Regions from separate parts of the Mus musculus genome. Here region 1 is linked to region 2. Evidence: chromatin loops called from intact Hi-C (ENCODE). Cell type or tissue: heart. All regions are shown on one strand.

The links. Peaks named below come from ENCODE experiments on the same cell type or tissue, not always from the same donor. Only the 100,000 strongest peaks of a DNase experiment are listed, where the experiment ranks them.
Region 1: a loop joins it to region 2, with 4 times the contacts of the local background. A loop is called at or near these places in 1 of 42 quality-filtered maps.

What each region holds. Positions count from the first base shown.
Region 1 is chr2:164,495,559-164,499,558 of GRCm38, forward strand. Pigt (phosphatidylinositol glycan anchor biosynthesis, class T) reads left to right here and starts at 1,967. Exons shown (of 12, transcript NM_133779.2): 1 at 1,967-2,199; 2 at 2,308-2,485. The coding sequence starts at 2,001. In heart, a CTCF peak has its summit at 3,937; a DNase peak (open chromatin) is centred at 1,923; H3K4me3 peaks cover 1,845 bases; H3K27ac peaks cover 1,084 bases.
Region 2 is chr2:164,419,234-164,423,233 of GRCm38, forward strand. No RefSeq gene overlaps it. Among named protein-coding and RNA genes, the nearest start is that of Matn4, 16 kb to the left of the region's middle. In heart, no CTCF peak of the experiment used is centred here; no DNase peak of the experiment used is centred here; H3K27ac peaks cover 423 bases.

The DNA of each region.
Region 1 (4,000 bases), 76 kb after region 2:
GCGGAAAGAAACTCTCAGGTTGCTCATAGTTGTACATATTAAAGGCCAGTGTGGAGACCCGAATCCTTACCTGACATCTAATCTCTCCCTTATTCCTGTATGTCTAATATAATCAGAAACACTGGATTTGGGGGAATGAAGTCATCTTTTCAACAATTCATTTCTTGTTAGAATCTTTCTTGGTAGACCACGCTAATTACAAAGTTTGGGCTCTTCCTAGAAAGACAGCTGTGCTTTACCAAGAGCCTGTCCACAAACTCACTCATGAATGTGCTTCCTGGAGGGTAAGTGGGAAAGCCAAATCAGCCTAATATGGAAACAGCTACAGCTCAATAATAAAGTTTTTTTTAAAAGATGTACAGAAGATATATAGCAGAATGTTCATAAGAAACAATAAGTGAATGGATAATGAACATTAACAGTACTCAACACCATTATTAAGGAAATGCAAATTAGCCCTACAGTGATATCCTGTGCATCACTGCGTCCCAGACCTAACACCAGATTTTAACCAGGATGCAGTACAACCAGAGCTCTTGATGTTTGAGCTTTTAATTTGTCCGTTTGTTTTGAGATAGAGTCTCACTACAGTGTTGGCTGTTCCAGAACTCACTATGTAGAACAGGCTGGCCTTAAACTCTCCTGTTTTTAATAGAAAAATGACAGACTTTGGAGAAAGGTCTGACAGTTGCTTGCACTTCCTCTTTGCTGCAGCCATCCTACTCCTAAATATTCTCCCAAGGGACATGATAACCTAAGTGTGCAAAGCCACTTGTACAGACTATAATCATCCTTGCCTACTATAACCAAAACTACCAAGCACTCCTTTGCCCATGGAGTGTCTCCAGTGGAGAAACTGGCTTACCCACACAATGTTAGCACTGCACAGCAGTAAATAACCTTATACACATGAGAACACGAGGCCAATCAGCACTGTTTCCCTAGAGATGAGGAAAGGATGTAGAGCCAACTCCCATGAAGCTATGGTTTCTGTCTCTAAACCACAATGTGGTTTCAAAATCATTCCTTTCAGGAAAGAACACACAAAACCTCATACTATGCTGTCATTTACATTTAGTCCTAGAACAGATTAATCTATTACAAGAACACTGGTTGCCTCTACAATGTGTTCTGGAGATAGATGTTGACAGGAAAGAGGCATTAGACCATTTTCTGGGACCTTAGGTGGGACTTTAAGTTTAGGGCTTCCCTCCCAATACACATTGCTATGTCGAGTATGAACCCAAGGTCTCATGCCTACTAGGCACTCTGCCACTGAGTTAGTTTCATCCCCAGCCCCAGTTCTTAGGAACATTCTATATCTCCGTAAGATTTGGAGTTACAATATTTTATTAATTAAAACCCAGGTAATTTTATGAGAAAATTTTGAACGAAACTAAATTTTGACAATGCAGAATACCCATGTGTGAAATTTACTCCGTGATGGAATCAATGCTATAATAGATGAGTGGGCTTGTTGGTGTGTACCCATAGCAACATGTTAATGGTGGAATTAATTTACATGGTTGGAGGAACATGTTTAATAGCTGCTAATTCTTTCAATTTTGCCATACACTCTTATTTATTTTATTATATTCTTTTATTAAGACCACAGGGAGGGGGTAGGACAGCTCTGCCCTCACCGTTGCGGGCTAGGTTTTGAGCCAAGTAAATAGAGTCACTGGACGGTTCTACCTCACGCCTGTAATAGCAGCACTTGGTACCGGGATGGCCACACTGCATATCGAGCACTTCCTAGCTGGTGAAAGCACCTATAGGTGCGCGGGCCCTCAAGCCAGCTCTCTTCCTCCGCCACACGCCCACACCCCTTCAGGCCAGGTCGGCAAAATCCACGATCTGTTGACGGACCTCCGTGTCCCTCCGGTAACCTCGGAGTGGTTTCCGGGACGGCGCCGGAAGTCCTCTCTCATCCGGCTTCCTATTGGATGACCGCCTTTGGTGGGCGCGGGCGATGCTGGGAGGCGGAAGCGGCCGCAGGTATGGCGGCTGCCATGCCGCTCGGTTTGCCGTTGCGGTTACTGGTGCTGTTGCTGGTGGGACGGGGCTGCTGTGGCTGCGCGGAGGGCCCACGCGACAGCCTGCGAGAAGAGCTCGTTATCACTCCACTGCCTTCCGGCGACGTGGCCGCCACATTCCAGTTCCGCACGCGTTGGGATTCGGATCTGCAGCGGGAAGGAGGTGAGTTCAGGACCCCAGGAAAATGTCTGCAGCACCTTGCTCAGTTCCTAAAGAGAGCTACTCAGGGGTGGGGCTTGGGTCGCCGCTCACCTGCCTTGCTTTCTTCAGTGTCCCATTACAGGCTCTTCCCTAAAGCCCTGGGACAGCTGATCTCCAAGTACTCCCTGCGGGAGCTCCACCTGTCGTTCACGCAAGGCTTTTGGAGGACGCGATACTGGGGGCCACCCTTCCTGCAGGCTCCGTCAGGTGCAGAGCTCTGGGTCTGGTTCCAAGACACTGTCACCGAGTGAGTTCCTAACTTGACACCTGTCACAGGCCATGGAGGGGGTGTGGCAGGCAAAGTGTTGTCATCTTGTCATTGGCCTTGGGATCTGCTACTCCAGTAGGTAGCGGTCACACCAAGTTAAAACTGATTTTGGAAGTAAGGATTAATATTACAGGGCTGGAGCGATGCCCCAGTCAGTAAAATGCTTGCTACTCAAGCTTGACGACCTGAGTTTCATTTTCCAGAACCTACATTAAAAGTCGGGTTGCTGCTGCCGGCTTCTAGGCCCATAACTGAGGAGGTGGAGACAGGAGGAACAGGACTGCTGGAAGCCAGTATGCCTGAATCAGTGACTTCCAAGATCAGTGACAGAAGTACCCCCCTACACACACACACACACACACACACACAAACAAAGTACAGAGGGAATAAAAGAGACATTGGTTGCTGATTTCTGGCCCTCACAGCTATTTGCATCAGTATGCATGCACATACAACATGAAGAAATTACATTATTATTGAGTGAACATCGTCTCCTGAAAACTTCCAAGTCTGAGGTACTACATGCATTTCTCGAGGCAAAGAGTAGGTGGTTGGTTCCTATTATTGGGATATAAGGTCACAGATAATTGGCAGACTAGGTGTGTTGTTTTTGTTTTTAAGACATTTGTTTGTATTAAAAAAAAACAAACAATACCCATGCCTAACAAAACATTTGTGGGATAGCAGTGGGCTACAGGATGGTCTTTGTGAAATAAAGCAAGAGTTTCACTTTAAAGCATAATCAAGTTTCTAGCTGTTGTCTGTGAACTACAGAAAATCGCCCAGTAGCTGCTGTGATCTTCCTAGAGTAGAATTTTTTCCATGCAGAGATTGCAAACTTATCTCAGCATAGGCCACAAAATACCGATGACAGAGGGAGTTAAAGCATTGGTGAAACCCTGGAGTGAGAATTTAAGGGTGTCTCATTTGCCTCTTAACTACCCTGCAACATCAGTAATGCAGACATTACCAGGTTTAGAGCCCTGATAGGGAGGGTTAGGGTTAAGAGTCTGTGTGACGATCTGAAATAGTCACCACTCAGTTCCTATGGATTGTAACCTTATGACAGTTCTGACTGTCACTTTCAAGAGAGATCAGACTTTTGCATGAGGAAGGACATGTAAATATCAACAAGTAGTTTTAAAGTTTTTGGAAAGCTGTGTAGGTTGGTATTATGCACAGCAGATGTAGCAGGTGCTTAGGGCGATGAGCTGCTGCCACCTAGCCATCGCCTAGAAGGGGCTTAAGTGGGGTCTTGGACTCTCAGAAGCACAACACTACAGACCGTGCTTGAGGTGAGCAGAAAAGGCTCCTTGGGTAAGACCAGATAAGACCTCTCTGGATAAGACCAGAGCAGGACTTTGAAGGCGACAGAACCATGAGCAGAGTGTTCCCAGGCAAGATGGACACTTGAACAAAGACCTGCAGGGCTGCTGAGATGCCCAGAGAGGGCGCTAAGGAGGTAAGGCGAGGCAGGGGCATCCCTGAGCATCA
Region 2 (4,000 bases):
GCCATGTGTGTCTGCTAGGTGAGTTCGGTGGCCTCGGGTTACTTAAGATTTACGCACCTTAGGTTCCGCTTCATAAAGAGGCATGAAGAATAAAATAATCAGTGTAGAAGACCTTTCCACACGACCTATGGGCTAGCTGCAGCCACTGCTCTTAGTTTTTGTTTGTTTATGGGTGGGGAGGTGGAGGCAGGATCTCACTACATAGCCCAGGCTGGCCAGGAACACTTAAGAGATTCCCCCCCCCCCGCCCCCCACCTCTGCCTTTCCAGTGCTAGGATCAAAGGCATGTACCACCATGGTTAGCCGACTCAAACACCTTCTAAAGTAGAGAATATTCTCCTATTAGCTAGGAAAAACAATAGCCCACAGGAGGTAAACGACCTCTCTGTGCTGGTGTCTGTTACACAACAAATCACCACAAAGTATCAGGTTACAACAACACATATACATTGTCTGCCGTTTCCAAGGAGTCCAAGTGCAGCCTAACTGGTCTGCTTAGGGTTTCCCAGGACTCATGCTCTAGGTTCAAATGACTGTTTGCAAATTTAATTTCTTGAAGCTACTGAACTCACAGCACCTTGCTTTGCTGAGGCCAACTGACTAAGTCAGATCCACAAGGATTCTTTCTTTCTTTCTTTCTTTCTTTCTTTCTTTCTTTCTTTCTTTCTTTCTTTCTTTCTTTTTCTCATGAATCAACTAATTGTGGCCATTAACACATCTGCTTAATCCTGTACCTGTGTTATGTAATGTAACCTATTATAAACCCAGCAGCACCCTACATAATATGTTAATCCTACCCACATCAAGAGAAGAGAGTGAGGGGCCTGGAGAGATGGATGGCTCAGGGGTTAGAGAGCACCAGCTGCTCTTTCAGAGGACACAGGTTCCTTTGCCAGTGCTTACCTCACATAGCTCAGTAACTCCAATTCTGCAATTCTGGGGAATATAATATCTCAGGCCTTCAGAGGTACTAATGCTCATGCATACTCATTCACAGTCACACACACACACACACACACACACACACACACACACTAAAATAGGGGGCTGGGGAGATAGATGGCTTAGCAGTCAAGAGCACTGGCTGCTATTCTAGAGCACCAAGGTTCAGTCCCCAGCACCCACCTGGCAGCTCACAAGTGTCTGTACCTCCAGTTCCTGGGATCTGACCCCCGAACGCACACATACATGTAGGTAAAACACCAATGCATGACATTAAAAAAAAAAATGTTTTAGGGCTGGAGAGATGGCTCAGTGGTTAAAAGCACTGACTGCTCGTCTAGAGATCCTGAGTTCAATTCCCAGCAACCACATGGTGGCTCACAACCATCTGTAATGGGATCTGATGCCGTCTTCTGGTGTGTCTGAATAAATCTTAAATTTTTTAAAAATTTTTTTAAAAAGATTTATTTATATATTATATGTAAGTACACTGTAGCTGTCTTCAGACACTCCAGAAGAGGGCATCAGATTTCATTACAGATGGCTGTGAGCCACCATGTGGTTGCTGGGATTTGAACTCAGGACCTTTGGAAGAGCAGTTGGTGCTCTTAACCACTGAGCCATCTTGCCAGCCCAAAAAAATGTTTTAATCATAAAATAATAAATACTTAAGAAAGTGAGAAAGATGGGGGAGGTATAAAAGGTGTGTATGTCCCAGAGGAGGGAAGAACTCTACGGCCATCTTCCTCAATGCATCATAGCGAACACTGACAGGAAATTCTGGGTTGGTGCATAAGCTTTTCCATGTCTCTGTAATAAACAGTCTGGTGGAGGAGTGTACTGGCTAGTTTTGTGTCAACTTGACACAAGCTGGAGTTATCACAGAGAAAGGAGCCTCCCTTGAGGAAATGCCTCCATGAGATCCAGCTGTAAGGCATTTTCTCAATTAGTCAAGGGTGGGAGGGCCTGTTGTGGGTGGTGCCATCCCTGGGCTGGTAGTCTTGGGTTCTATAAGAAAGCAAGCTGAGCAAGCCAGGGGAAGCAAGCCAGTAAGGAACATCCCTCCATGGCCTCTGCATCAGCTCCTGCTTCCTGACCTGATTGAGTGCCAGTGACTTCCTTTGGTGATCAACAGCAATGTGGAAAGTGTAAGCTGAATAAACCCCAACTTGCCTCCCCAACTTGCTTCTTGGTCATGATGTTTGTGCAGGAATAGAAGCCCTGACTAAGACAAGGCCTTGGTCAGTGCTCCAAAGGTTTCTGGAGTTTGGCAGATCATGGGGTAAGAGTGGATCAATACAATAATCCTGTTCACTTCTCAGAAATGACATCAGTGTTCGCCTGCCAGACAACCCCAGTGTCGGATTGACAGGTGACAAAGTGTACAGTCACAACCTGTGGGATGGTTTCTATTTTGATTTGGATATGAAGTGCCCACCTCACCGAGGCTTGCTTGCCAAGAGTTCGGGGGAAATGACTGGATTAATGCCTTCGTTGATGGATCTATAATATAGCGTCCTTCGGAGGTGGTGCACGGGAGAGGTGCGGCCTAGTTTGAGAAAGGAGGTTACTACAGGTGTGCCCTAAAAATTAGTTACGCTTGTCCCCAATTCCTTGTCTCTCCCTGCTTACTGCATACCATGAGGTAACTTTGCCCCAACACGCCTTTGTGCCGTGTTTTTGTTTCATCCAGGGCCCAGAAACACAGAGTCAGATAAGGACAGATTGCCTCAAGTCAAAATATATCCCCATGCCTTTCTCTCAGATGTTTGGTCAGTCAGGAAATATGACTAGCAGAGCTTCCAGTCAGCCTTGCCTCTCCTAACATTCCTGCCTTTGTGCTGTTTTCTGTGGTAGTCAACAGGACAGACCTGTATTCCTGACTGACTGATGTTATGCAGGGGAAAGTGTGTGGCTTCCAAAGCTAAAACCTAAAAGGCCCTGTAGCTTCTACCTGGCTCTCTCGGATCACTGACTCTGGGAAGCCAGGTCACGTCACGAGGACACACATTTCTACGTTAATCCGTGAGGTGAGCAACTGAGACCTCCTGCCAGACAGCTAGAGCCAAGTTTCCAGACCTGTGAACGCACTCTCTCAGTTGGAAATAGAGCCTCCTGCCCAGTCAGCCCTCCAGATGTCTATAACGTAGCCCATAACTGGATGACGACTGTGTAATACTGCATGAGACACCTCTGCTGCTCCTGTGTTTGTGACACATGGGAACCATGAGAGATGTTTGTCATTGTAAGGCCCTAAATTTAAGGACAATGTTTCCATAGGAAGAGCTAACCAACATTTTTGACGCTAATATCTTACCCAAAGAAGTGCCACTTGGCACACAGTCAACCTCTGGCCTTCCCCACTGCAGACTATGGGAAAGGAAGGCAACAGCCGATGGCGTCTGAAGTCTAAATGCAGGTATCATTAAAGTCCTTACACGGTGGACATCCTGTGCCCACTCCATCCCGGAGCCATGAGCTACACGTAGCTGTTGAGCAACTCCATTTTTACATGTTAAAGAGCCATGGTGGCTGGTGGCTGCTGTGCAAACTGAGCAGGTCTAGCCCATTCAGAGTTCACGCTACAGGAAAAGCGGTGAACTACGAGAGCCAGAAACTCACCCAAGGGACTCGAGGAAACAGAACTTAGGGTCCCTAGAGAGATATGAGACCAGGTGCTGTGAAGGCCGACCACCCCCACAGTGAAGGGACTGTGAGCAATGGAAACCCTCTGATAGGCCCTCACTATGTGGATTCAAATCCTACCTCCGCCACTGGTGAACGATCGATTTGGACACGTTCTTTTAACCTTTCAGATGAAGTTTGTCCCATTTCTAACGACTGTTTCCTGCAGCTGTGCTAACAGGCCCAACCATGAAACACCAAGTTCCTGGCTGGTGTAGTTAAGTCCTCTGGCTGCTTCTTCCCATGGGGCCACATGGTGCCAAACCCAAGTCACCAAGGTCAACGGGCCACAAATCGAGGCTCCACTCTGCAAAGATAAGCTGAGGACAGGTGGGATCCTTGGCAACAGGCCCTTTACTGCTTATGAGACTCT